Linked DNA regions of Homo sapiens: region 2 is linked to region 1. Evidence: read pairs that join two places in POLR2A ChIA-PET (ENCODE). Cell type or tissue: Caco-2. All regions are shown on one strand. Links, peaks and the distances in the headings refer to the core of each region. The heading gives the core; the rest is flanking DNA.

Region 1 (2,914 bases), core at 216-2,715:
GTATATAAAATATATATAAAATATACATATATATACACATATACATATATATAAAATATACTGTATTCTTAAAGTAAGCCAGAGAAAAGAAAATGTTATTAAGAAAATCACAAGAAGGAGGAAATATATTTATTATTCAGTCTGTGGAAGTGGATCATCATAAAGGTTTTCATCCTTGTCATCTTCATGTTGAATAGGCTCAGGAGGAGGAAGAGGAGGGTTTGGCAGAGGTGGAAGAAAATCCACGCGTAGCTGTTCCCATGCAGCTTGAAACCGTGTTGTTCAAGGATCAAGTATAATTGCCTAATCCAGCCTTTTAAGATCTCAGGCCAAAAATGTTGGAATCAACCTCAGCTCTTTTTTTTCTCTCGCTCTATATTCAATCCATCAGCAAAATCTGCAGGATCTATTTCAAAAACATATTGAGGCTGAGCATGGTGGCTCATGCCCGTAATTCCAACACTTTGGGAGGCTGAGGCAGGAGGATTGATTGAGCCCAGGAGTTCGAGACCAGCCCGGGCAACACAGTGAGACCCCATCTCTACAATAAATAAAATAACTAGGTGGGCGTGGTGGTGTGTGCCTGTAATTCTAGCTACTCCGGAGTCTGAGGTGGGAGGATCCCTTGAATCTGGGAGGTTGAAGCTGCAATGAGCCATGTTTGCACCAGTGCACTACAGCCTGGGTGACAGAATGAGACCCTCTCGAAAAAAAAAAAAGAAGAACAAAGAAAAGAAAAAAAAAGCCTGTGGTGACATGGACAACACTGCCTGAAAGGGGCCCTGTGTTTGGCAGGGAGGGAGGGATCATGGGTGGCAGAGGCCATGTAGCAGCTCCTCCAGAGGCAAGTCCATGAGACTTCTGGTGACATTGTCTGAGCCTGGGGTCTCTGGGACTGAATGAGATGTGGCAGCCCAGCTAAGCTCCTACTTGATTTATGCAACCAAAAAGCTCCAGGTGTTGAGGACGGATATGTATGTGACCTGAGAAGGCACAATACAGAGTCCCTGCCCCTCACCCAATTCCCAGAGCTCAGTCTCCAGCCTGGGTTCCCAGGAGTGCAGGGGAGGCTGGAAGTCTTGAGAAAAACCCCATGCTATCATCACGAGGATGGACTCTCAGTCGTCACCTGGGCCTTCCCTAAAGGTGCATGTGGATGTTTACCAGAGTAACTGTGCACTGGACACAATCTTTTTTAAAAATTATTTTGTTTGTTTTTGTTTTGAGACAGGGTCTTATTACTCTGTCACCCAGCCTGGAGGGCAGTGGTGTGATCATGGCTCACTGCAGCCTCCACCTCCTGGGATCAAGCAGTCCTCTCACCTCAGCCTCTTGCACACCACTACCCCTGGCTAATTGCTTATTTTTTATTTGTGTAGAGATAGGGTCTTTCTCTGTTACCCAGGCTGGTCCCAAACTCCTGGATGCCAGCCATTCTCCCACCTTGGCCTCCCAAAGTGCTAGGTGGCGTGAGCTACTGCACCTGGTCTGGACACGATCTGAGCTCATGCAAATTCCTAGGAAGAAAAAAAGAATTGTTACTGCAGTCCATTTGTCAAATGGGTGTTTTGGGCATCAGGTGATAATAGGTGGACTTTGGGCCCAGGGGCATCTTGTGTGACCGGTAGGTCTGTAAACACATCCTGTGGCTGCTGTGCCTTAACAACTTTCAGAATCTTGGCTGGGGCTCTTTGACCCAGGAGAGAGTGCTGTTACTGTTGGAAGAGCTAAACAGAGACCTCTGGGTTCCTCCTGTCTATGAAAATAGTTTATTAAAAGCTGCACCACATCCCTGTTTGAATTTCAAAGATTAATACCACCATCAAAGACTTCAAAGATGCAGAGGTCATCCGTACTGTGGCCTCGCGGACTTCACATATTTAGCCTGTAGACAAGACAGCTGATCCTTGGGTACTGGGAAATTTAATAAGGTGGTGACTTCAAATGCAGCTCTTCCATAGACCCTCTCCTTACTGATACAAATCATAGACCCTGGTACCTGGCATTCAGCTATTGATCTGAATAGAAACAGGAAACACTAGGAATTTTATTTTTATTTTTTGAGACAGGGTCTTGCTCTGTCATCCAGATTGGAGTGCAGTGGCACTATCACGGCTCACAGCAGCCTCTACCTCCCAGGCTCAATCAATCCTCCCACCTCATTCTCCCAAGTAGCTGAGATTACAGACATGCACCACCACACCCAGCTAATTTTTGTATTTTTTTGTAGAGATGGGGTTTCACTATATTGCCCAGGCCGGTCTCAAACTCCTGGACTCAAGCTATTCACCTGCCTCGGCCTCCCAAAATGCTGGGATTACAGGTGCGAGCCTCTGCACCTGGCTAGGAGTTTTCTTTTAAATTGATACATAATTTATATACCATACTCGTTACCCTTTTAAAGTATACAATTCAGTGATTTTCAGTGTATTCTCAAAGTTGTGCAACTATCACTATGCTTTCTTTGGAACATTTTTATGACCCCAAAAAGATCCAGAAGTTTACTGGTACCTGACAAGGAACTAAACACTCCTTTGGTACCTTGCCTTGGAACGATGTCACCTCTCTGGTTCTGGGCCACGACATAGAGAACTGTGCCACCTCATTGTCCACTCAGACATCTTACAGGATGCGCTTATACCTCAATGCATCCCGTGGTGCTCAATGTGTCTGTGGTGGCTTTGGAGCAAAGCCATACCCTCTTCTTCTTCTTTTTTTTTTTTTTTTGATATGGAGTCTCACTGTGTCACCCAGGCTGGAGTGCAATGGCACGATCTTGGCTCATTGCAACCTCCACCTCCTGGTTCAAGCGATTCTCCTGCCTCAGCCTCCCGAGTAGCTGAGACTGCAGGTGTGTGCCACCACGCCCAGCTAATTTTTTGTATCTTTAGTAGAGATGGGGTTTCACCATGTT
Region 2 (2,914 bases), core at 217-2,716, 55 kb before region 1:
GGCCCTTTTCTATTTTATTTTATACTTTGTTATTGCTGGTACATAGGAATTCACCAGTTTTGCTAGTTGAATTTGTATCCATAGTAGATGAACAATATGAAACTGTAGATAACTGACTGATTTTGATTTACAAAATGGCAAGTGCATATGGTTTAACCTAATATAACGGTTCTTGAAGACGCACAAGCAAAAAGCCGAAAGAAAAATGAGCAATGGATATCAACTGTCTGTTTTTGGCAAAAAAAAAAAAAAAAAAAAAAAAGGGCATACAAACACATGAAGATGCTTAATTTCACTTGTAACAGTTACGAGAAATCAGACAAATACAAATCAAAATAAGGTGCTGCTATTCTCCATGCAAATTAGAAAGGATTCAAAATGTTGACAATGCCAAGTGTGGAGACAGGTGTCCTCTTGTACAAGAGGTAGGGATATAAACAGGTACTATCTCTTTGGAAGGTGATTTGACAAGGCCTACAGAAATCCTAAACACATATATCACTGCCATTTGTGTGTGTGTGTTTACGACAAGGCCAGATAAGCATCTTTGCTTGTTTATGCATGAAAATATACTGGAGCCAGGGATAACATCAGCTGCCTCTGAGGAGGGGCACTGGGTGCCTGGGGCAGAGGTGGGTGACTTACCATAATCCCTTTTACCACTTAAATTCTGAACCAAGTAAATGCATTAACTTGCCAAAAAATAAATTTTGAAAACATGAAGAAAAAAGAAAAAAAGCCTGCCCTGTAAGTTAGTAGGATAAAGGACAGTAAAGAGTAGAAAAACCAAATCTCCAAAGATAAGGGCAGAATCATGACTCACTCAGGCACCTCTGCTCCAAGCCCTGCCACCTACATAGGCTTGGGGCTCAGGAGGGGGAACCCGTGTGCCGGGCTGAGAGTGGTCGCATGGCCACATCAATTGACCCCAGGTCTCGAAGGCAGGGCCCAGCCCACCCAGCCACTGGCTTTCCACTTGCTCATATCCAACCCCCACCACCTACCTGCTCCAGGCAGTCCCATTTTGTGTCCCAGCCTCTGGTGAGAAGGCCTTTCTGGAGCAGTCTCTACTAAGGCAACACAGCCTGCTTCTCTCTCATACCCAGGGTATCTAAGGACCCTCTCTGAGACTGCTCCTCTATTCCCAGCCTCTGGCTGCAGAGTGGAAATGGGGAAGGCGGGGACAGCCAGGGTCAGTTACACCAGGCCCACCTCTTGGGCCACGGGCCACCTTGGTCCAAGTGAGCAGGTGACCAAGCCAGACTCGCAGTCCCCTCCTGGGAGTGCAGAATCAGGAGGGGAATGAGAGCACCTGTCTCTCTAGGCAGCTGAGGCCGTGTGCTCTCAGGAGGCTTTGGTGGCCTTGCTGTCTGCTATCTGGCCACCAGGGCAGGGATGCTGGTGGGCAGAGCTTGCAGAAGGCAGATGCCCAGAGAGGAACCGACTGAAGAGTCAAAGAATGCTCCCCAACATTTGAGCCCCTGGTTCCCGTGCGCTTCGGGGGCCCAGCTTTGGGACACTCTGCTTTATGAGGCTGGCAGATGGCTGCCAGTCTGTTACCCATACCCTCTCCATCATAAAGACAGACACTAAACAATAAATAACAACAAATAACAAGTGCTGGCCGGGGAGAAGCTGGATCCCTCCTGTATTGCTGGTAACAATGTAAAATAGTATAGCTGCTTTGGAAAACCGTCTGGCAGTTCCAGAGTCACCATTTGACCCAGCAATTCCCCTCCTACAAATATAACCAAGAGAAATGCAAACATAGGTCCACACAAAAATGTTTACACAAAGGCTCACAACAGCATTATTCACAATAGCCAAAAAGTAGAAACAGTCCAAATGTCCATCAACTTTTAATTTAAATAAAACGTGGTACATCCCACAGTGGAATATTATTTAGCAATAAAAAAGGAATGAAATACTGATATATGCTCAACATGAAGACCCTTAAAAACATGATGGACAGAAAAATGCCGCCACAAAAGACCACCACTTGTGTGATACCATTTATGTGAAAAGTCTAGAATAGGCAAGTGGGTAGAGATAAAGTAGATTACTGGTTGCCTGAGGGCGGGGGAAACGAGAATGGGGAATGAGTGCTAGGGGTACAGGATTTCTCTAAGAAGGGACAAAAATGTTCTAAAATTAGTTGTGATGGCTAAGTATATTTAGTTGAATAATAAAAAACATTGAATTTTATACAGTAAATGGGTGAATTGTAGGGTATGTGAATCATATCACAATAAAGCTTTTTTTTTTTCTTTGAGACAGGGTCTCACTCTGTCACCCAGGCTGGAGTGCAGCGGTGCAATCTCGGCTCATCACAACCTCCACCTCCCAGGTTTGAGTGATTCTCCTGCTGCAGCTTCCCAAGTATCTGGGATTACAGGCATGAGCCATCACGCCTGGCTAATTTTTGTATTTTTAGTAGAGTCGGGGTTTCACCATGTTAGCCAGGCTGGTCTCGAACTCCTGACCTCAGAAGATCCGCCTGCCTCGGCCTCCCAAAGTGCTAGGATTACAGGCGTGAGCCACCGTGCCTGGCCAAGAGTGGCTCCTTTAAAACAAAACACAAAACACCTTCCTCATTCAGAGCAGACTCTGTACACATTCTTCCAAGTAGTAATCTTTTTTTTTTTTTTTTTTGAGACAGGGTCTCACTCTGTGGCCCAGGCTGAAGTGCAGTGATGTAGTCTCGGCTCAGTGCAGCCTCGACCTCCGGGGTTGAAGCGATTTTCCCACCTCAGTCTCCTGAGTAGCTAGGACCACAGATTTGTGCCACCACACCTGGCTAATTTTTATATTTTTGGTAGAGATGGTGTTTCCTTATGTTGCCCAGGCTGGTCCTGAACTCCTGGGCTCAAGTGATCTGCCCACCTTGGCCTCCCGAAGTGCTGGGATTTAATCT

What was found. ChIA-PET counts read pairs that join two places held together with the same protein. Peaks named below come from ENCODE experiments on the same cell type or tissue, not always from the same donor. Only the 100,000 strongest peaks of a DNase experiment are listed, where the experiment ranks them.
Region 2: POLR2A ChIA-PET joins it to region 1 with 6 read pairs; 3 of 35 experiments call an interaction of 5 or more read pairs at or near these places.

Annotation. Positions count from the first base shown.
Region 1 is chr2:121,318,522-121,321,435 of GRCh38, forward strand. No RefSeq gene overlaps it. Among named protein-coding and RNA genes, the nearest start is that of TFCP2L1, 35 kb to the left of the region's middle. In Caco-2, for the core only: no CTCF peak of the experiment used is centred there; a DNase peak (open chromatin) is centred at 1,610.
Region 2 is chr2:121,263,232-121,266,145 of GRCh38, forward strand. The region is part of intron 2 of TFCP2L1 (transcription factor CP2 like 1); the gene reads right to left. Among named protein-coding and RNA genes, the nearest start is that of TFCP2L1, 21 kb to the right of the region's middle. In Caco-2, for the core only: no CTCF peak of the experiment used is centred there; no DNase peak of the experiment used is centred there.